2 separate regions of the Homo sapiens genome follow, and region 2 is linked to region 1. The links are chromatin loops, found by intact Hi-C in ENCODE. Cell type or tissue: chondrocyte. All regions are shown on one strand. Each heading gives the region's core, and the rest is flanking DNA. Links, peaks and the distances in the headings are about the cores only.

Region 1 (11,954 bases), core at 9,455-11,954:
ACTTCCCATCTCAGAGAACGCTTCCCTGGGCACTGTCATTGCTCTCATCACGGTGTCGGATCGCGACTCTGGTACGAATGGACATGTCACCTGCTCCCTGACGCCCCACGTCCCTTTCAAGCTGGTGTCCACCTTCAAGAATTACTACTCGTTGGTGCTGGACAGCGCCCTGGACCGCGAGAGCGTGTCAGCCTATGAGCTGGTGGTGACCGCACGGGACGGGGGCTCGCCTTCACTGTGGGCCACCACCAGCGTGTCCATCGAGGTGGCCGACGTGAACGACAACGCGCCGGCGTTCGCACAGCCTGAGTACACAGTATTCGTGAAGGAGAACAACCCGCCGGGCTGCCACATCTTCACGGTGTCAGCGTGGGATGCGGACGCGCAGGAGAACGCGCTGGTGTCCTACTCGCTGGTGGAGCGGCGGGTGGGCGAGCGCGCGTTGTCGAGCTACGTTTCGGTGCACGCGGAGAGCGGCAAGGTGTACGCGCTGCAGCCGCTGGACCACGAGGAAGTGGAGCTGCTGCAGTTCCAGGTGAGCGCGCGGGATGCGGGCGTGCCGCCTCTGGGCAGCAACGTGACGCTGCAGGTGTTCGTGCTGGACGAGAACGACAACGCGCCGGCACTGTTGGCGCCTAGGGCTGGCACCGCTGCTGGCGCAGTGAGTGAGCTGGTGCCGTGGTCGGTGGGTGCAGGGCACGTGGTGGCGAAGGTGCGCGCAGTGGACGCTGACTCAGGCTACAACGCGTGGCTTTCGTACGAGCTTCAGCTGGGTACTGGCAGCGCTCGCATCCCGTTCCGCGTGGGGCTATACACGGGTGAGATCAGCACGACACGTGCCCTAGACGAGGCTGACTCCCCTCGACACCGCCTACTCGTGCTGGTGAAGGACCACGGCGAACCAGCGTTGACAGCCACGGCCACCGTGTTAGTGTCGTTGGTGGAAAGTGGCCAGGCACCCAAGGCCTCGTCGCGGGCGTGGGTGGGCGCCGCGGGCTCAGAGGCTACGCTGGTGGATGTCAACGTGTACCTGATCATCGCCATCTGCGCGGTATCCAGCCTGTTGGTGCTCACGGTGCTGCTGTACACTGCGCTGCGGTGCTCGGTGCCACCCACCGAGGGTGCGCGCGCGCCAGGAAAGCCCACGCTGGTGTGCTCCAGCGCCGTGGGGAGCTGGTCTTACTCGCAGCAGAGGCGGCAGAGGGTGTGCTCTGGGGAGGACCCCCCCAAGACGGACCTCATGGCCTTCAGCCCTAGCTTATCTCAAGGTCCAGACTCCGCAGAAGAGAAACAGCTCTCAGAATCAGAATACGTAGGAAAGGTGAGTCTTTTACTTTTTCTTGCCAATTCTAAAATTGTTCTTTTTAAAAAATTCTATATGATTTCTACTAGTTATTTAGATTCATAGTTCTTCATTTATTTTATATCATCCTACCGTGCGATTTTGAATATGAATTAGAGATCAATTTATTGCATTTACTGAACAATTTATTTAAACAATCTACATAACTGTTTTCTTATTTTTACATTTTGGCACTTCCATCATTAAGTCATAAGTAATAGACCATGAAACACTGAAAAACACCTCAGCAAAATTTGTAAATTAAACATTTCCCATAAATATTTTCTCTCTTAAAAATTGAAAATCACAATCGGAAGAAATTAAAGAATTTGATTATATAATACGTATTTTCAACTGACACTGTCTATCCAATCTGTCGGATAGTGTTTGGAATAACCTATATCCTGGACATTTCTTAGATTGTTCTTTGGATCAACAATGCCCTTGTCTATGCAATAGTTAATAAGCTACATTTTTTTTTTGTTTGTTTGTTTTTGTTGAGACAGTCTTGCTCTGTCACCTAGGCTGGAGTGCAGTGGTGTGATCTCAGCTCACTATAACCTCTGCCACCCGGGTTCAAGTGATTGTCTTGCCTCAGCCTCCTTAGTAACTGGGATTACAGGCGCCCACCACCACGCCCGGCTATTTTCTTTTTTAAATTTTTTATTTTTAGTAGAGACGGGGTTGGTCTCAACTAAATGTTGGCCAGGCTGGTCTCAAACTCCTGGCCTCAAGTGATCCACCCTCCTAGGCCTCCCAAAGTGCTGGGATTACAGGAGTGAGCCACTGCACCTGGTCTTTTTATTTGTATTTGAAAGCAGCCTGAGTGGATATTTTAACACCAGAATTTCCAAAAGTATGTAGCACAGGTTGTTACAACAAAATGACAGCACTTAGGAATAACTGCTAATCTTAAGTATGTTTTTTATAAGTAAAATAACCCATTATTTGGTATAAAGATTTCACACTGATAACATTTTTGAGTTATCAGGCAAAAATAGAGAGTATTGAGAAAAGAGACCCTCTCAATTTTGTTTAATTTGAAAATATTAACATTTAAAAATCACACTGGGGTTTTTCAGGTGGTGGGACTTTTTCTTCATTTAAGTGGAGACTACCCAGTCTTTATGTTAATGGTTGATAAATCATCCTTTCAGTATCATTATCATTAGGCCAATGTGTGCAGGCCTCCCACTGCAGAGATTGACTACTTTTTTCTGGCATCTAATTCTATGCGTGGGAATACATTTTCCATTAATGTGAGCTCACTCAATTTTACCTGGAAGCATCCATATTCCTAATGAAATTGGAATTTTTCCAAAAGATGAGGCCTGGTCTTGGATGACTACATTTTCACTTGAAACATTTATTTTGGGTAATTATAACACTGAACTCGACAAGTAAATGTTACACTTGGAAAGAACTTTTTTAGCTTTTCCAACCAAAGGCAGATGTATTGCAATAAAATAACTGTCTTAAACGGTCCTCTACTATTTAGTTCTTAGTTATTTGCTGTTTATTCTAAATATATGTGCATATTGATAAATCATAGAAATAACTTCCACTAGTGATCTTACCTTTAGCCATTTCATAGTTAGGTCAGAATATCCATTTCCAAGTAATACTTGACCACTATGTTTCTACCATAGGTAAATGATAAGCTTCTAAAATTATATTCACATATATCCAAATCTCCAGGAGTCACAATCTGTTGCTCTATAAGTTTTTTCAAAACATTCTTATTTACATTTTTTCTTGGTTGTCTAAGTGACATCTAGGTGGTAGTAGAAATTATTCACTGATACTTTATCTACAAAATGGCTCAATCTTCTAAACTCATAGTTCCTTTAATATTACCTTTATCTCTTAATAATCAGTATGGAGTCTACTCTGCTATAAATTCTCATGTGACATTCCATTTTGCAATTAGTATAACTCTTAAAGGTACTGAAAAGTGCAGTATTACAATAAGTTGTCAAAGGCATCTCATTACTATGAAGTCCATGAAGTTTAAAAATTTTAAATTTATCTCTTATTTTCAAACTAGCTACCATCTTTAAAAATTCAGCAAAGTGGTAACTGGAATATTAATAGCTATAATTATTTCTTAGGTCCATGCTTTTCAGAAATAATGCTTAAATGTTTACTTACTTCTTCATAATATAGCACAATATAATCATTTAGAAATTATGTAAGTTTGATATTAACAAATATCATTAACTTACATTTTTATTTATCTTGCTTGAAAAAGTTAATTCAAAATATTAATTTATTTATTCATGAAAACAACAATTGATAATTTATCCTATTCTAAATATGAATGATAAAATCTGAGTAAGTTGCAGTCCTGGCTTCCATTTCATGAATACACAGGAAACAAAAGCTGAAATGAAAACTTTTCCCCTAAATATTTAAATCACATGTTTGATTTCATTTTTAAATGGTCTGGGTATAAGCAAAAATTTGTACATTATTTTATTTCTCTAAATTTGACCTCTTTCCATAAATTTTCTTTGCCCCACTTCCAAATGCGGCGAGAATTCATGCTTCTCATTGAATTCACAGATATCTTTAGAATGTTTTATTGCTTAGTGTTAAATATGTTGAGTAAATACTGGCTTATGTTCCTAGGTTACTTTTCTCCCTTCACTGTTTAGTTAAATAATCAATTCTTTCAAGTAACAACTTTTAAAAAAACTGGAATCTAGAAATTCATCAGGAGTGGAGATCATCAAAAACGTAATTACTTTATATTGTTAACATTTTAGTATATACAGGTAAATTCAAATACATAAAGAGTGTGGAAAAATTAAACCTAATATATTCTTAATTGATGTGATGTGAGTGTAACAAATATACAAATCACATTCCCACAATAGGAAACAAATTTCCTGTTTGAATTTCTCTGTAAAGGACCGACTTCTGAAATCTTTATGTAAGTTACAGTCAAGACAGTTGATGAGGCTATAGTTCTTGAAAAAGGGGCATGGGAGGGAATTACAGACATTCTACAAATTTAAAAAACCATAAATGTACATATTTTAAGAAATTAACAGTTGCTGTAATAACATAAAAGTAGATATATGTATGTTTTAATATATACAGCACACACACACTTTTAAATACTTCAACATCTCAATGTTTTGATGATCATAAATCTGAAAGGATCTGATTTTTCTATAAAATGTAACTTGGGTGGTAAAGAGGTTAATGGTAAGTTGTCTTGAATCAGATTGAAATCCCATCGTACCAAGAGATAATATCGTTTTACTTAACCTCTATGTGTTTATAAAAAGCGAATAATATTAAAACTTATTTCAGAGGATTGTGATAATTTAACGGGATAATTCCATTAAGACAAATAGAAAAGTGGCTGTCACATGGGAAATATTTCCAATAGATGTCCACTGTTAAAACAGGAATCACAATATTTTAGTGTATGTCATGAATTAGCACAATTGATAGTGAATTAGTATAAAAGTTCTAAGGAAATATTTAGATAAAATATAAGGACTTTGAGGAGTGACCGAAGGATATTACAATTGAAACTAGAAATTTTGGGAAAGTTCAAACGACATACAAGGAAAAGAAGATACGTTTACATATTTAATACTTACACGTTTAGCCACATGATGTCGCTGTCCACCACAAGGTCTTTCTCCACAAAAGAAATAACAGCGTGCATTACGTATTCAGATACTGCTTTGCTTCATCCTCTCTAAAATTTAACACCGAGGAGTTTAAGAAATGAAGATAAGGAACTCGAATTATTTTTAAACTTTGGATCAATGTAAAGGCAATCTAATATTTGGAAAATACTTGCAATGTTGTTCTCCTGGCGAGAAGATCCTGGAGCCCAGTGCCTGCTGCTTTCTCTTCTGCTCCTCGCAGCCTCGGAGGTGGGGAGCGGCCAGCTCCACTACTCCGTCTCTGAGGAGGCCAAGCATGGCACCTTCGTGGGCCGCATCGCGCAGGACCTGGGGCTGGAGCTGGCGGAGCTGGTGCCGCGCCTGTTCCGGGTGGCGTCCAAAAGACACGGGGACCTTCTGGAGGTAAATCTGCAGAATGGCATTTTGTTTGTGAATTCTCGGATAGACCGCGAGGAACTGTGCGGGCGGAGCGCGGAGTGCAGCATCCACCTGGAGGTGATCGTGGACAGGCCGCTGCAGGTTTTCCATGTGGAGGTGGAAGTGAAGGACATTAATGACAACGCGCCAGTTTTTCCAATGGCTGTAAAGAATCTGTTTATTTCCGAATCCCGACAGCCTGGCTCTCGGTTTTCGCTAGAGGGCGCATCAGATGCAGATATCGGAACAAATTCGTTGTTGACTTACAGTCTTGATTCCACTGAATATTTTACCTTGGACGTTAAAAGAAATGATGAGGAAATTAAATCCCTTGGACTCGTGTTGAAAAAAAATTTAAATCGAGAGGACACTCCTAAGCATTATTTACTAATAACAGCAATTGATGGTGGGAAACCAGAGCTCACTGGCACGACTCAACTAAAGATCACTGTTTTAGATGTAAACGACAACGCCCCAGCGTTTGAGAGGACGATCTATAAAGTCAGATTACTCGAAAATGCACCAAATGGTACCCTAGTGGTGACCGTTAACGCCACCGATTTGGATGAAGGAGTAAATAAGGATATCGCGTATTCTTTCAATACGGACATGTCAGCAGATATTCTGTCAAAATTCCATTTAGATCCAGTCAATGGACAAATCAGTGTAAAGGGTAACATAGATTTCGAGGAAAGTAAGTCATATGAAATCCAGGTAGAAGCCACGGATAAAGGAAATCCCCCAATGTCAGATCACTGCACAGTTCTACTCGAAATTGTGGACATCAATGATAATGTACCTGAGTTAGTTATTCAATCACTATCTTTACCTGTATTAGAAGACTCTCCACTTAGCACAGTCATCGCTCTGATCAGCGTGTCCGACCGCGACTCAGGAGTCAATGGACAGGTCACCTGCTCGCTGACGCCCCACGTCCCCTTCAAGCTGGTGTCCACCTTCAAGAATTACTACTCATTGGTGCTGGACAGCCCTCTGGACCGCGAGAGCGTGTCGGCCTATGAGCTGGTGGTGACTGCTCGGGACGGGGGCTCGCCTTCACTGTGGGCCACGGCCAGCGTGTCCGTGGAGGTGGCCGACGTGAACGACAATGCGCCGGCATTCTCGCAGTCCGAGTACACGGTGTTCGTGAAGGAGAACAACCCGCCGGGCTGCCACATCTTCACGGTGTCTGCGCGGGACGCGGACGCGCAGGAGAACGCCCTGGTGTCCTACTCGCTGGTGGAACGGCGGGTGGGGGAGCGCGCGCTGTCGAGCTACGTGTCGGTACACGCGGAGAGCGGCAAGGTGTACGCGCTGCAGCCGCTGGACCACGAGGAGCTAGAGCTGCTGCAGTTCCAGGTGAGTGCGCGCGATGCGGGCGTGCCGCCTCTGGGCAGCAACGTGACGCTGCAGGTGTTCGTGCTGGACGAGAACGACAACGCGCCGGCACTGCTGATGCCTCGGGTGGGTGGCATCGGTGGCGCAGTGAGCGAGCTGGTGCCGCGGTCAGTGGGTGCGGGCCACGTGGTAGCGAAGGTGCGCGCAGTGGATGCAGACTCAGGCTACAACGCGTGGCTTTCGTATGAGCTGCAGCCTGGGACCGGCGGTGCGCGCATCCCGTTTCGCGTGGGGCTGTACACGGGAGAGATCAGCACGACCCGTGCCCTGGACGAGGTGGACGCCCCGCGCCATCGCCTACTGGTGCTGGTGAAGGACCACGGTGAACCCTCATTGACCGCCACGGCCACTGTGCTGGTGTCGCTGGTGGAGAGTGGCCAGGCACCCAAGGCCTCGTCCCAGGCGTCCGCTGGCGCCACGGGCCCGGAAGCTGCACTGGTGGATGTCAACGTGTACTTGATCGTCGCCATCTGCGCGGTGTCCAGTCTGTTGGTGCTCACACTGCTGCTATATACTGCTCTGCGGTGCTCCGCGCCGCCAACCGAAGGCGACTGTGGGCCGGGCAAGCCCACGCTGGTGTGCTCCAGCGCGGTGGGGAGCTGGTCATACTCGCAGCAGAGGCAGCAGAGGGTGTGCTCTGGAGAGGGGTTGCCCAAGACCGACCTCATGGCTTTTAGCCCTAGCCTTCCTCCTTGTCCAATTAGCCGGGATAGAGAGGAGAAACAGGATGTGGACGTTGATCTCTCAGCCAAAGTGAGTAATTTTTATTTATTCTTTCCAAAATGTCTTTGTTTTTCATTCCTCAATGTTTCCACTCCTCTGGAAATACATTAATAGTTAAGTATGAATTATGTGATTCATAATTAGACTTTTCCAGTTTTGTGGTTTTGTGGTTAAAACGGTAAGATTTTTGTTGCTAATTTTTGAACCAAATCAGCAGTAAGTTATGATATCCACACTTGTAATTTTGTTTTGTTATTAGGTGCAGTAGTAGAATTATTTTATTGCTAAATGCCTGGGTATAAGACAAATATTTTTTCTTAGATGAATTGCATTATTTAGAGAATCTGACTTCGACTTGTTTTATACTTATCCCTATACAATGCTTCTTCAATATCTTTTGCCACTTTTCATTTGGACTTCCTACTACCTGTTAGTACAAATGTTACTTGCTCATTTTATGAGTTCACCTAATGCTTATAACTCCCTATTGATTATGCTTTTCCACCTTCAGTTTCAAAAATTAGATCATTACACCTGTTGTCTTTTATGGAACCTCTTTTATTCTCTTATTCACTTGTTTGGAGTCTCAATCCTTATTTTTTACTTGAATATGATTCATTTTAGGCCTTGTGCTCTAATTTGGCAATACCGTTTATTGTTTCTTGATTTCCCAGTTGGGAAAAAAATCGAGAATAACAATTGCATTTAGAATTGCATCTTTGTTCATCTTTAGTTTATCACTACTTTATTTAATACTACTTTAATAATACTACTGTATTATATGTTAAAATTTATTACTAATAACTAAAATATCAATATGAAGTGAAAATTTAATAGTTGTATAGTATATTTATATATTCATTTTAAAAGAATGTTTTAAATCTTGTTAAAAATAATTTTCAATCTGAACAATATCTTGAAAATAATTATGGTATCTAATTTTAAAACTATCCCTACTAGCAAAACTTTTTATTCATTAGTGTCTTTTGCATACCATACTAAGGATGCTAATATGAAATAAGTTTGATAAGCCAATGTTATAATGTTATTACTGGTTAACTTCTCTGAATAGCATCCTGCCTATTAATGTGTGCCATGCAATAAGTAGAAAACTCCAAATAACCAGAACCAAATGAAATTGAAGGTAGACTTTTTTCTAATCACTACCCCTACATATTTGGTTATCTCCTCTAGCAATTAGTTGGACTCCCATTTAAGTTTCCCTACCACTGGAGAGAAATAGTAACCAACTGAAACCTGGTTAATACTCATTGACAGTGTGGGAGGTCTAACACGTAAAATAGATATTTTTCTTGACTCCTCTCCTTCCCCTCACTTCCATTTTCTTTATTTCCTTTTTTGGCACTATCCTTTGTTGCTCCCTTGTCCATGAAGTAGTAGCCATAGTGTGTCCATCTCAGGTCAGTATTTTAAAAATTTAGTTCTGTTATCAGCTTCTTGAATATAATAGAGTCAGCCAAAGTACTTGTCTTCCCAGATATGGAACTTCAATCTTCAAATCCAGCTTGCCTCTTGAAACTATTGTCTAACAAGACTCTTGGCAAAGACATTTTGAAGACTTTGGAATTTTCACTTCACAGATGTACTGATGCTATGCCAAATAAATATTGAATAGCTACCAAATAAACATTGTTTTCTATTCTGCTGCATTCCCCATCTGTACATTAAAATACCTGGTAAATGAAAATATTACAAATGAAATGGGTGAAAATGGAATTCTTCCTCCTTTTTTCCAATGTGCTTGATGTCAATGATCATTTTGTAAAAATATAGTTTGGGTCCCCACATAGTGAAAGTACTCTGGTTTCTGTTTGATTCAGAAATTTGGTGGGTTTTTTGTTGTTGTTTTGGTTTTTGTGTGTGTGTGTTTGTGTGAGTGTAGTTCTTCAATAGAGAGGGAGCGTAAAGCTATTTTCACTAGATTGATTTTTTGTTTAGACAAACAGGATGAAAATAACTTTATGGATATAGGAGGCAAGGAAAGTTTTTAAATGGCTACCATTATGTCTTTATATATTAAATTTCTTTATGTAAGAAAATGTATTGTGGTTTATTTATTGGGAAGTCTTCATTCCCCATTAATACCCAGGATGATTCAAAGATCATGATTACCAAGAATTAGAATAAAAATTAAGCTAAAACCCAAGTTTTCAACATTGAACTTGAAATACATCTTAATTGGGGAAATGTCTAGAGACTTTTTTTGTATCTTTAGAAAATCATAGAGGCTATTGAAACACCACATTTTCCCAACTAGATATGCGATCACCTTAAATTAATGCATTTTATTAGGCAATGGAAGGAAGCAAACATTTTCTGCAGGGTAAATATTTAGGAAATATTAGGTAAGTCCCTCTGAGCTATTAAACAATTAAGATACAACTATTCCCTTTAAAATATATATTCCAAAAAAGGACACACATACTCAAATGCTTATAAGAGATAAATTAATGTAATAAATGGCCCACGCGATTCCACCCTGGTGCTGCAGTTTGTAAAAGAAGAAAAAATACCTGTTCAATTGGTTTGATCATGACATTCTTCATGGGTCAGGGAAGTTTTAAGTGGTTATAAAATGGGGTAAATTGGCTTTAGAAGAGTTTAGAAATGATGTGGATTACTTATAGACAGGACAAAATGAACATGCTTGTTTATTAAAAAAAGCTATTGGAAGCAGGAAATATTCAGTTTGGCTAAAATATATAAGCACTATAGGAGAAAATAGAAGCTTAGGCACATTACATACTGGAGAACAAGCAAGTACTTATAAACTGTAAGAGTCAAAATGAGAATACCAGCGTTTCTCATGGGAGCAAATGAGTTCCAATGAATAAAATTATTTGGAATGCTTTTCCATGCAAGCTATTTGCTATAACTTCCTGCTTCCTTGCACTTTCAGCCCTGACATGACTCAAGGAAGACATCTAATTAAATGCTGATGGTCTTTGATCCTTTTATAAAACATCTGCAAATTTCCCTGTCAATAGCTTGTTCTTGGCACCAGAAGTTCCCTAGAGACCAGTCCCCTCAAGTCAACAACACCAGAAATACTAGGGTGAAGAGGGTGTTATCATTAATAAAAAAAAACCCTGGAATTCTTGGGAACACAGGAATCTGTAATGAATTTTTCTAATCAACAGTTTACAGTTACATGTTTACAAAGTGTATAGTTAGGTCTCTGTAATACTTAAAACCTGTGTTGAAAAAATTATTTCTACTGAAGTAAAAGTTGCCCCTATGGCGAAACTAAGGACCACACTCAATCAATCAGTGGTACAATGTGTACCACAGTAGTACAAAATGTATTCCTATTCTCCGAAACGACTGAAATAATAAATAAAACCAAGTAGTTTACAGTAGAGTGTGTGGGGGTTTCCACAATTGCTACTTACGGTTTGGAGCCACATGATGTCGCTCTTTACCACAAAATACATGAGAGAAGGAGGAAGAAGGGAAAATTCCTTCTATTCTTACTGGAAGGAACCATATACACTCTTTGGAGTCTGAAATATGGAGGATGCAGCTGCACTTGACTGACCGATTAAAAGATTTCCCTTGACTTTGAGAAACGATATTTAATCAGAACAAAATACTGTGCACTAAAGATGGAGTTTTCCTGGGGAAGCGGCCAGGAATCCCGGCGTCTGCTGCTCTTACTTCTTCTCCTCGCAGCCTGGGAGGCAGGGAACGGTCAGCTCCACTACTCGGTCTCCGAGGAGGCCAAACACGGCACCTTCGTGGGCCGCATCGCGCAGGACCTGGGACTGGAGCTGGCGGAGCTGGTGCCGCGCCTGTTCCGGGTGGCGTCCAAGGGCCGCGGAGGCCTTCTGGAGGTAAATCTGCAGAATGGCATTTTGTTTGTGAATTCTCGGATCGACCGGGAGGAGCTGTGCCGGCGGAGCGCGGAGTGCAGCATCCACCTGGAGGTGATCGTAGACAGGCCGCTGCAGGTTTTCCATGTGGACGTGGAGGTGAGGGACATTAACGATAACCCGCCGGTGTTCCCAGCAACACAAAAGAACCTGTCCATCGCGGAATCCAGGCCGCTTGACTCTCGGTTTCCACTAGAGGGCGCCTCGGATGCAGATATCGGGGAGAACGCCCTGCTCACTTACAGACTGAGCCCAAATGAATACTTTTCTCTGGAAAAACCACCTGATGACGAGCTGGTAAAAGGTCTTGGGCTTATATTACGGAAATCTTTAGACAGAGAAGAAGCTCCGGAGATTTTTTTAGTGCTCACAGCCACTGATGGAGGCAAACCCGAGTTGACTGGCACCGTTCAGTTACTCATCACAGTACTGGATGCCAATGACAATGCCCCAGCTTTTGACAGAACCATTTATAAGGTGAGATTACTAGAAAATGTTCCTAATGGAACATTGGTAATTAAACTTAACGCC
Region 2 (11,994 bases), core at 2,438-4,937, 69 kb after region 1:
AGTGCCACTGCACTTAGTCCATTGGCTTTCCTAACTTCAGGCTTGTATCAAAGCTAGAATACTCCATTAGTATGACATGATTTACTTTTCTTTTTTTTTTTTACAGTGTTAAACGTTCATCATAAATTCATTATATATGAAACAATCTTTACTTTTGTCTTTATTCCTGTGATAATACTTGTTTTCATATTGTTTGAAGAAAAAAGTTAAGCCTTGCATTCTTATATGCTGCTTTATGGAAATAATATGACTAAAATTCTACATGTTCTTGCCAGGCAAAGTGGTTCAGGCCTGTAATCCCAGCTATTTGGGAGGCTGAGGCAGGAGAATTGCTTGAGCCCAAGAGTTCGAGGCCTGCCTGGACAACATAGCGAGATCCTGTCTCTATAAAAAATTAAAAAATTAGCCAGACCTAGTGGTGCATGCCTGTAGTCCCAGTTTCTTGGGAGGCTGACATGAGAGGATCCCCTGAACCCAGGGGTTCAGGGCTGCAGTGACCTATCATCGTGAGACCCCCATCTGAAAAAATAATTTTTTTTGCCTGTTCTTGATTTTGTTCCATGAAAAGGCAAGAGATTTGTCAACTATTGGATACTCAAACAAAATGGCATGATTTATGATTCCAAAGGAAACTAGGTAAATAAAATTATTCAAATTATCTAAACTTGCTAAAGACATGCATATAGGGCTATATTATCTATAATATATGCTAGTTGGCATTCTTCCATAAGTTTTTCAGATTCATCTAGCAGAGAAAAAATTAAATATATTAATGTGAGTACCTACTGACAATTATCAGTTTCATTCATCTCACTTTGTAACTGCTCTATCTTGTAATGCCTTATCTCTAATGTTTTTGAAATTTTCTTTCCACGTAGTATCATCCCATCTGAAGATTTGAGCAAAGATCATTTACTTCTGAGTCATTCTTCATATTTAGTTATTCTTACTACACGTAGAGTGGTGGTATTACAGACTTTCTTGAGAATCATATCTAGCTATTTCCCCCCCGTATAGAGGCATAACATACCATTTGGCACAATATTCAAAGAGTCTATGCTGAAGCCTATTCATAGACTTTAGATCGAGAGCTTTTGTATCATAATATTCATTGGCTAAAAACATTCTTTAAGTATTAAAGAGAAGGCAACAATATAAAAATATAAAATATTTCAGACTCAAAAGTGATTAAACCATCATACCACTTATGAAACTTTATAAATATAATAAAGGTGAATATTAGATAGGGCATACATTACTCATCTCCAGATGAAATTTTTGGAATAACTGAAGATCTTTTAAAGACTTGGGAATGTTTTCAGTACAGGTTAAAATTTTGTAAATTATTATTTTATATCACATAAATAACAAATTTGCATTTTAGATAATTCAAATTACTTGGACTGATTTCTGCAAAGTTGTGTCTTTTATACTTAATGCCAAGATTGCATTCTATGGTATAAAATTATAATTTCAATTTATTTTCTAGTTTGGTTGTTTAAGTATTAAGCTAAACTTAGATGTTCCTATTGGCTTAACAATTTGTTTAGGTCAAAGAGTATGTGAGAACTACATAACACACTATTATTATTTGTTTCTTTTTGAGATAGAGTCTTGCTCTATCACCCAGGCTGGTGTGCAGTGGCGCAATCTCAGCTCACTGCAATCTCCACCTCCCATGTTCAAGCAATTCTCCTGCCTCAGCTTTCCGAGAAGCTGGGACTACAGGCATGCACCACCACTCCTGGCTAATTTTTGTATTTTTAGTAGAGATGGGTTTTCACCATGTTGGCCAGGCTGGTCTTGAACTCCTGACCTCAGGTGATCTGCCTGCCTCAGCCTCCCAAAGTGCTGGGATTACAGGTGTAAGTCACTGAGCCCAGCCTATTTTTTAAAATTAAAGTTCCTTAGCATGTATGGTACATTGACCACTTTTGAAAATGAAAAATAGGAAAGAAACTTGGTGATGATATTAGACAATTTAAATAATTAGCCTGATGACATCAAAATTCAAATATGTTTTTAATTACTTAACGTTTTATAGTTTATTTAAGTTATCTTATACTTGTAGAGCCATTCTTGGTTACTCTTTCCTGGTGTTGTAAAGGTGTCATATTTCAGTTGCCTTTATTATTATATGCAGTAGGAATGAATGGCAACAAATTATTGGTTTAAAGATTTTGACTTGAGTATTAATAGACTTACAAAATCTATGTGTACTTGTTCACAATGAGTTGTAGGATCTTATCTGTTTTTTTCTCTTAAAGCTGATCTTGAATTAATGAATAAACTCATGAAAGGTCTTTTGATGCCCCCTTGCATAACAGTCACCATTCTGATTTTCTGAAGAGAAGCATGTCCTAACTACTAAATGACCTGTAGGGGAAGATTTAGAGAAAAAGCAAAAGGTTGATATCAAGTTCACATTCTCTTGACTTTAGTCAATGAGATTAGGCTCCAAAACCCTTTAAGAGATCTTTCGCATTTTAGTGCTCCATTGTTGCTTTGGGATAGTGTGAAATTTGGAGGCTTCAACTAAACATTTTACATTAAAGTGCTTTACTTTTGCTAGAGTAAAACTTTCCAGAATCTATTCCTGAGATTTGTTTTAACATGTTATGGAAATGAGAGCAGTTATGTGAAAAGTTATCACATTCAAGCATCAAGGAACCAAACAATAACGCTCTCCATATTTATGATGAATTCTAACTTTCATCAGATTTATGAATAAGACAATTTATATAAATGAAATATTGTTTGGTATTAGACATATTTTAGTTTCTTATCCTTTGTTAAATACAAATTCCTAACTTTCTCTAAAATCTTACGATGGAGTGCTTGTGAAGGTTAAAAGTTATTGAAACAGCGGAATTGTAAGCTATATAAGGGGAGGGGTGCTGTATATTATTCTGTATATCATTTTCCATGATAAAGTGTAGGTTCTGGCCTACTGTATTTGAAAGATTTCTACTTTGAAGCAGAAAACATTTTTAAGCTACAGCGTAATAAAATTGTTGATGTTTTGTTACTAATATCATGTATATTAACTAAACCCGCATTTATAAATGATCCGTGAAAAATAACCCAAAGTCGAAACATTAGAATTAAGAGTGACCCAGGAAGTGGCTAAACCGAAAAGAACCTCAGGATCTTTCTTGTACTTACATAATCAGTCACATGATGTCGCTCTACACTCAGAAGGTGAAACAGGAAAATTTTTTTCTCCGCACCCACATTCCAATCATTCACGGAATAGGATCGACTCCATAATGACTGTGATGCTGGAAAAAATTTACTAAATATGTACTTACAGAAAAGGGTGACTGCTCATAAAATACCTCAGGCAAGCGATCCCTTAAAACTGATTGTCCCAACTCAGAGGCCCTCATTTTCTGCAATGGTGATTATCGGACCAAGAGGCCCGGGATCCCAGCGTCTGCTGCTCTCGCTTCTGCTCCTTGCAGCCTGGGAGGTGGGGAGCGGCCAGCTCCACTACTCCGTCTACGAGGAGGCCAAACACGGCACCTTCGTGGGCCGCATCGCTCAGGACCTGGGGCTGGAGCTGGCGGAGCTGGTGCCGCGCCTGTTCCGGGTGGCGTCCAAAAGACACGGGGACCTTCTGGAGGTAAATCTGCAGAATGGCATTTTGTTTGTGAATTCTCGGATCGACCGCGAGAAGCTGTGCGGGCGGAGCGCGGAGTGCAGTATCCACCTGGAGGTGATCGTGGACAGGCCGCTGCAGGTTTTCCATGTGGACGTGGAGGTGAAGGACATTAACGACAACCCGCCGGTGTTCAGAGAAAGGGAACAAAAGGTACCTGTTTCTGAATCTGCGCCTCTGGACTCTCATTTTCCTCTAGAGGGCGCTTCTGATGCGGATATCGGCGTAAACTCTCTTTTGACCTATGCGTTAAGTCTAAATGAGAATTTTGAGCTTAAAATAAAAACAAAAAAAGATAAAAGTATATTGCCTGAATTAGTTCTTCGGAAGTTATTGGACAGAGAGCAAACGCCAAAACTCAATTTATTGCTGATGGTAATCGATGGCGGTAAACCAGAACTAACAGGGTCTGTCCAGATTCAAATAACCGTCCTGGATGTGAATGACAATGGTCCGGCGTTTGATAAGCCCAGCTATAAAGTAGTGTTGTCTGAAAATGTCCAAAACGACACAAGAGTGATCCAACTAAATGCTTCCGATCCAGACGAAGGACTTAATGGAGAAATTTCCTATGGGATCAAAATGATTTTGCCAGTGAGTGAGAAATGTATGTTTTCAATAAATCCAGACACAGGTGAAATTAGAATTTATGGTGAACTGGATTTTGAAGAGAATAATGCCTATGAAATTCAGGTTAACGCCATTGATAAAGGGATTCCTTCCATGGCAGGTCACAGCATGGTCCTGGTGGAAGTTCTGGACGTGAATGACAATGTCCCTGAAGTAATGGTTACTTCACTGTCGCTCCCTGTGCAAGAGGATGCTCAGGTGGGTACCGTCATTGCCCTGATTAGCGTGTCGGATCGTGACTCTGGAGCCAATGGACAGGTCATCTGCTCACTGACACCTCATGTTCCCTTCAAGCTGGTGTCCACCTACAAGAATTACTACTCGTTGGTGCTGGACAGCGCCCTGGACCGCGAGAGCGTGTCGGCCTATGAGCTGGTGGTGACTGCGCGGGATGGGGGCTCGCCTTCGCTGTGGGCCACGGCTAGAGTGTCCGTGGAGGTGGCCGACGTGAACGACAATGCGCCTGCGTTCGCGCAGCCCGAGTACACAGTGTTCGTGAAGGAGAACAACCCGCCGGGCTGCCACATCTTCACGGTGTCGGCATGGGACGCGGACGCGCAGAAGAACGCGCTGGTGTCCTACTCGCTGGTGGAGCGGCGGGTGGGCGAGCACGCACTGTCGAGCTACGTGTCGGTGCACGCGGAGAGCGGCAAGGTGTACGCGCTGCAGCCGCTAGACCACGAGGAGCTGGAGCTGCTGCAGTTCCAGGTGAGCGCGCGCGACGCCGGCGTGCCGCCTCTGGGCAGCAACGTGACGCTGCAGGTGTTCGTGCTGGACGAGAACGACAACGCGCCGGCACTGCTGGCGACTCCGGCTGGCAGCGCAGGAGGCGCAGTTAGCGAGTTGGTACCGCGGTCGGTGGGTGCGGGCCACGTGGTGGCGAAAGTGCGCGCGGTGGACGCTGACTCCGGCTATAACGCTTGGCTGTCCTACGAGTTGCAACCGGCGGCGGTCGGCGCGCACATCCCGTTCCACGTGGGGCTGTACACTGGCGAGATCAGCACGACACGCATCCTGGATGAGGCGGACGCTCCGCGCCACCGCCTGCTGGTGCTGGTGAAGGACCACGGTGAGCCCGCGCTGACGTCCACGGCCACGGTGCTGGTGTCGCTGGTGGAGAACGGCCAGGCCCCAAAGACGTCGTCGCGGGCCTCAGTGGGCGCTGTGGATCCCGAAGCGGCTCTGGTGGATATTAACGTGTACCTCATCATCGCCATCTGTGCGGTGTCCAGCCTGCTGGTGCTCACGCTGCTGCTGTACACTGCGCTGCGTTGCTCAGCGCCGCCCACCGTGAGCCGGTGCGCGCCGGGCAAGCCCACGCTGGTGTGCTCCAGCGCCGTGGGGAGTTGGTCTTACTCGCAGCAGAGGAGGCAGAGGGTGTGCTCTGCAGAGAGCCCGCCCAAGACGGACCTCATGGCCTTCAGCCCAAGCCTTCAGCTGTCTCGAGAAGATTGTTTAAATCCTCCCAGTGAAGTAAGTTATTAATATTATTTAGATATATTTGTTTCCTTGAAGAACTTCCGTTTAGGTTATAACTACATTCTCTCATTTTTCTTTATGATTCTATCCTTTAAACTATCGAATGTCTCATCTTTCTTGGTCATTCTTACTCATTTTGAACTTTTATGTATTTGTCTAACATTAATGAAGGAAATATGTAGGTACAATGGAGGCCATGGAGCACCACACTTAATATTTTTCTTTTTCTATAATATTTTATATGACTGATGAACCTTGAAAAAAACAGTATATTAGATTAAAAAGTGGCCAGATGTTTGATAACTTAAAAATTTAATTTGTTCATAATTTCAAGATTACAGGTAAGTTGCAAGAATGGTACAAAGAGTTCCTAGATCCCATTAATGGATTCTTTAACTCTTCCTCACGTGCTTAGGCTTTTAAAATAGCCTTCTTGATCACTATTCTAATTTCAGTACAATCTAGACATTTTCACATTATATTCCAGGTATTATCACAATAATATAAATGATATGTCTGACATATGATGAATGATTTTCTTCATTGCTCACAAAATATCTTCTTTATTTCAAGTAGGAATAGATACTGTACTATTCTTATTTACATGAAATATAATAAAATCATTTCTCAATTTAAAAATATTTAACCATCTGTACGATACAGTACAGTTGGTAACCAACTGTGGCTCAAACCAGTTTCAGATGATCCCAAACTTATCATAGTATACCACTGCCCTGTGCCTATTACCAAGTGAATCTTCTAATGTGCATTTTACATATTTTAACTTTCTATTTCTACAAAAATATCCAGAGGCTTCTCTTTAACCAGGGAATAAAGTCTTACATACCCCAGCCTGGTAGTAAAGGCATTAAAATTTCCAGCCTTATATCTACTTTCTTACATATCTTTAGTTTAGGATCTGGAATATAGTATATGTTCAATCACTTTTTAAAAACATATGGGGGTCTTGCTATGTTGCACAGGCTGGACTAGAACTTCTGGGTTCAACTGATCCTCCATTTCAGCCTTTCAAGTAGCTGAGACTACAGGCAGGCTCCACCACTCCCAGCTTCAATCAATAATTTTAAATAAATATATGGTATTGAAATGTATTACCTGGACATTCCCCTCTATCTTAGAAATGAGAGTATGCCCTAGAAATCAGATAATGTTTTATTGAAGAGTGTCTTGAAAGATAGACAACATTTTACCAAGAAAGTGTTAAGAGAGATAAGTAGGAACAACTGCACAGTATATGGTGTAATTGAAGGATTAGAGCAGGGGAGATTGTGAAGGCAGGAAAGCTATTTCTTTTTTAATAAATTAGGTATCAAGTAATGGAGACTTAAATTATGGCAGTAGAAATGAATTGAAAAAGACATATACAAGAGGCACTGGCAAAGTAGAAGCAGCCAGATAATGACAGACTCAATACAAATGATAAGAGAAAAACAAAAGTAGAAGTTGACTCTCACTTTTTTAGTTTGTTCAGCTGAGAAGATGACATTGCCATTAACCAACCTGCAGAACAAGGTTGGAGAAACAGTTTGTGTGTATTTGAGCAGGTAGGGAATGGAGATGAACATTTAAGAAAATGTTACTTTGAAGTCCTAAGAGAATACCGTTGTGATTGGAAATATGGGTCTGGATCTCAGAAGAGATTATTGATATAGATTTTGGGAACAACTCCTTTAGAGAAAAAAATAATCCATGAAAGAATAAAATTGCCAAGACAGACATTGAAAAGTGAAAAACAATGTGTCCAGGTACTTAGGTGGGTAAGTGTGTCGCTTCCTGTGGCTGCTATAACAAACGAACACAAACTGGGTGCTGTAAAACAGCAAAAGTTTATTATTTCTCAGTATTGGAGACCAGAAGTCCAAAATCAAGGTGTTGTCAAGGCTATACTCTCTTTGGAGGCCCCAGGGAAGAATCTGGTTTTTGTTTCTTCCAGTTTCTATTGGCTGTTGGTGTTCCCTGGCTTGTGGCTGTACCACTCCCATCTCAGCCTTCTCAGCTTTCATGGTCACATTGCCTCCTCCTCTCCATGTCTCTCTCTATGTGTTGGTTTTACAAAGGTACATGTGATTGTATTTAGGGCCCATCTGGATAATCCAGGATAAACTCCTTTCAAGATCCTTAACTTAATCATATTATTCACCATATAAAGTAAAATCCACAAGTTCCAGGGATTAAGATGTGGGCATAACTTTTTGGGGACCACAATTCAACCTATTATAGTAGGCTTAAAATCATAGAAGGATAGACAACAGGAAGCTGAAATAAAGCTCAAAGTGCAATATATCAAGTATATGTTAGAAGTTAAACATGAAGGGAAAAAGATAAACAGAAGAGGTTTTCCACCAGAAGTAGAACATTTAAATTAGTGTATGTGCGTGTGTGTATGTATACATATTTTAGTTAAAGAAGTTTGACTATCTTCATAGTGTGAGTGAAAGAAACAAGTAAAAAATAAGATACTAAAAATAAGACAGGCAGCAGGTGAATTTAGATGAAAACCATGAGAGAATAGAAAATAATTTTTAAGAGCATATGGTTGACCTTAAAAGCGGGAACAGTTTTTCCTTACAACTAGTAGAAAATGAAAACAGATAATATAAGGAAAAATGACACAAGAAGAGAGCAATTGAATTTCTGTTTGGTCACATCTCTCAATGTGTGAATCATCTGAAAGTGAACTGATGGAAATGAGGTTGAGAATTTGAGAAGAGAGGAAAGAGAATATGGAAGAATCTCTGTAAGCAAGAGGGAGGAGTTAATTATCAATTCACTTGAGAGCCCAACTGAGGTAAAGGTGAGAGTAAATTTGAAGAGAATAGTCATGGTTAAGTGACAATGTTGAGCAGCTTAATAGGAAGCATAGAGAAAATGGATTGTCAGTGTAACTGCGTGTTGGAGGCTAAAAAGAATGTTAGAGGAGTAATATAAATAGGTGAATGACTCTAGAGTGTCTGGAAGGGCATATTTTAAATGGTTGACTATGTAGTCTAATTATGTGAAGAGGTAAATAAAGAAATGTAGGGCCAGATAGAAAGAATTAGAAGAGAAATACTATGTTAGTAAAAGTAATGGAGCAGGAGAGGATGATGAGGGTAAGAGAATACCAAATACTCTGCCTAAATTTTCAGAGGAGAGCAGAGCTATGGAAATAAACCCAACAGTCATTTCCTATAGAGTTGTGCACAGAACAGGCCAGATAATTATTGGAGCTATGATATATTTTTCATTACACCATTTGGCCTGGGATTTTGTGGCTTGGTAGAGATAGTTATAACAATAGATAAAAGTAAGATCCTCTTCCTCTTTTCCTTGCTAAAGATATGTTAACATCTTTGTCTAGCTGTTGTTTCTTGGAAAATTAAAGTCAATTTAAATGACGGCAAGGTTTTACTCAGTGATGATGAAGTAAGATGGAGAGAGAAAATGGAAACTTTAACCTCCTGGTTAAATTCTATTTAACCAGGACGCCGATTCGGGCTACAATGCGTGGCTTTCGTATGAATTGCAGCCGGCGGCGGTAAGTTAAATTCTATTAAATCAATAGGATATTAGTTCCAGGCATATTTTATAAAAACAGAATCCAAAACCTTAGAGCATTGTTGTGGCTAAATTATTGTGTTTATGCACATACACACACTCACATACAAAATCCCACACATATTGACTGAACACTTTCTTTTGAATATAAATATCTTATCTACATCTCAAGTCACATTGAGGGAAATTTATTAATATGATGTGCTTATTCAAAATCTGATATATCAGTTACCAATATTTTTCACCTTCACCGATTTTATTCTTATGTGATTGTTATGTTTCCTTTTGGAGTCAATGGCTGTTGTGTGAGGAGGTCTTGAAAAATATTACAGGAAGAGGACAGTACCACAAAAACCTACATGACTATGCAGAACTACCGATCAATTGTCCCAAAACGAGTGTCGAATATTCTTTGTCTTAAAGTTCTGCATGGAATTCTTACACATGGAAAAATAAATTTGTGGCAAAATGAAACTCATCAACCAATTGTCAGCTAATATAAAATGTTGAGCAGAATGCAGTGATTTGCTGTTTCTGGGAAGGTAAACATTTAATCTTCAATTACATATTTGCAGTGAAAATGTCAGGAAATGCAAGGGGCAAAAAAATACTACATCAATGGAAAATATGAAGACTGAGTCATACTTACACTTACACGTTCATGCGCATGGTGTCGCTCTTCACTGAGAACGTTTCCGCGAAGAAAGCCGCCGTTTCTTTCTTCCTGCAGAAAATATAGCAGAAAGCGGAATACCTCTTGCGAATCCTTCCGCACTAGGAAGCCATAAAAATTGGGCCTTGAGAGACAGTTTGAGGTAAGGCGTTGTATATATTGCAGATAGCTCTGAGGTTTTTGGAGTGTACCATGCTGTCTTCCTGGCAAGGAGGCCCAAGACCGCGGCAACTACTGCTCTGGCTTCTGATCCTCGCAGCCTGGGAGACGGGTAGTGGCCAGCTCCACTACTCCGTCCCCGAGGAAGCAAAACACGGCACCTTCGTGGGCCGCATCGCTCAGGACCTGGGGCTGGAGCTGGCGGAGCTGGTGCCGCGCCTGTTCCGGGTGGCGTCCAAAAGACACGGGGACCTTCTGGAGGTAAATCTGCAGAATGGCATTTTGTTTGTGAATTCTCGGATCGACCGCGAGGAGCTGTGTGGGCGGAGCGCGGAGTGCAGCATCCACCTGGAGGTGATCGTGGACAGGCCTCTGCAGGTTTTCCATGTGGAGGTGAAGGTGAGGGACATTAACGACAACCCGCCCATATTCCCTGAAAGCAAGAAACGAATAATCATTGCAGAATCTAGACCTCCGGAAACTCGATTTCCACTAGATGGCGCATCCGATGCAGATATTGGAGTAAACTCGGCATTGACCTACCGACTGGATCCCAACGATTATTTCACTTTGGACGCACAAAACAGTCTTGAGCAAATGTCTTCATTATCACTTGTACTGAGGAAAACACTGGACAGAGAGGAAATTCAGGAACATAGTTTATTACTGACAGCCAGTGATGGAGGTAAACCCGAGCTGACTGGCACAGTTCAGCTGCTCATCACGATTCTGGACGTGAATGACAACGCCCCGGAATTTTACCAATCCGTTTATAAAGTGACGGTGTTAGAGAACGCCTTCAATGGAACATTAGTGATCAAGCTAAATGCCACAGATCCTGATGATGGTACAAATGGAGATATAGTTTACTCATTTAGAAGGCCTGTATGGCCTGCAGTGGTATATGCATTTACCATAAATCCGAACAATGGAGAAATTAGGACAAAAGGCAAACTAGATTTCGAAGAAAAGAAATTATATGAAATATCCGTGGAGGCAGTTGACAAAGGAAATATTCCAATGGCGGGTCATTGTACCCTTTTGGTGGAAGTACTAGATGTAAATGATAACGCCCCAGAGGTTACCATCACTTCTTTGTCACTCCCCATCAGAGAAGACACTCAGCCTAGCGCCATTATTGCCCTAATCAGTGTGTCCGATCGTGACTCTGGCTCAAATGGACAGGTCACCTGCACCTTGACGCCGCATGTCCCCTTCAAGCTGGTGTCCACCTACAAGAACTACTACTCATTAGTGCTGGACAGCGCCCTGGACCGCGAGAGCGTATCAGCCTATGAACTGGTGGTGACCGCGCGGGACGGGGGCTCGCCTTCGCTGTGGGCCACGGCCAGCGTGTCGGTGGGGGTGGCCGACGTGAACGACAACGCGCCGGCGTTCGCGCAGCCCGAGTACACGGTGTTCGTGAAGGAAAACAATCCGCCGGGCTGCCACATCTTCACGGTGTCTGCTCAGGACGCGGACGCACAGGAGAACGCGCTGGTCTCCTACTCGCTGGTGGAGCGGCGGGTGGGCGAGCGTGCGCTGTCGAGCTACGTGTCGGTGCACGCGGAGAGCGGCAAGGTGTACGCGCTGCAGCCGTTGGACCACGAGGAGCTGGAGCTGTTGCAGTTCCAGGTGAGCGCGCGCGACTCTGGCGTGCCGCCTCTGGGCAGCAACGTGACGCTGCAGGTGTTCGTGCTGGACGAGAACGACAACGCTCCGGCGCTGCTGACGCCCGGGGCTGGCAGCGCGGGAGGCACAGTGAGCGAGCTGATGCCGCGGTCGGTGGGTGCAGGCCACGTGGTGGCGAAGGTGCGCGCGGTGGACGCCGATT

Evidence for each region. A loop is a pair of places that touch in the nucleus more often than their neighbours do. Peaks named below come from ENCODE experiments on the same cell type or tissue, not always from the same donor. Only the 100,000 strongest peaks of a DNase experiment are listed, where the experiment ranks them.
Region 2: it touches region 1 in a loop (6-fold over the local background); 4 of 110 quality-filtered maps call a loop at or near these places.

The regions. Positions count from the first base shown.
Region 1 is chr5:140,796,032-140,807,985 of GRCh38, forward strand. All of the region lies in intron 1 of PCDHA1 (protocadherin alpha 1), which reads left to right. It overlaps PCDHA2 (protocadherin alpha 2), which reads left to right. Exons shown (of 4, transcript NM_018905.3): 1 at 1-1,321. It overlaps PCDHA3 (protocadherin alpha 3), which reads left to right and starts at 5,026. Exons shown (of 4, transcript NM_018906.3): 1 at 5,026-7,560. The coding sequence starts at 5,167. PCDHA4 (protocadherin alpha 4) reads left to right here and starts at 11,037. Exons shown (of 4, transcript NM_018907.4): 1 at 11,037-11,954. The coding sequence starts at 11,157. It also overlaps PCDHA@. In chondrocyte, for the core only: CTCF peaks have their summits at 10,938, 11,266 and 11,619 (motif pointing right); DNase peaks (open chromatin) are centred at 11,290 and 11,576.
Region 2 is chr5:140,872,076-140,884,069 of GRCh38, forward strand. The region is part of intron 1 of PCDHA1 (protocadherin alpha 1); the gene reads left to right. The region is part of intron 1 of PCDHA2 (protocadherin alpha 2); the gene reads left to right. All of the region lies in intron 1 of PCDHA3 (protocadherin alpha 3), which reads left to right. The region is part of intron 1 of PCDHA4 (protocadherin alpha 4); the gene reads left to right. It also overlaps PCDHA5, PCDHA6, PCDHA7, PCDHA8, PCDHA9 and PCDHA10, and 5 more genes. RefSeq lists an enhancer at 11,684-11,994. In chondrocyte, for the core only: CTCF peaks have their summits at 3,187 and 3,850 (motif pointing right); a DNase peak (open chromatin) is centred at 3,473.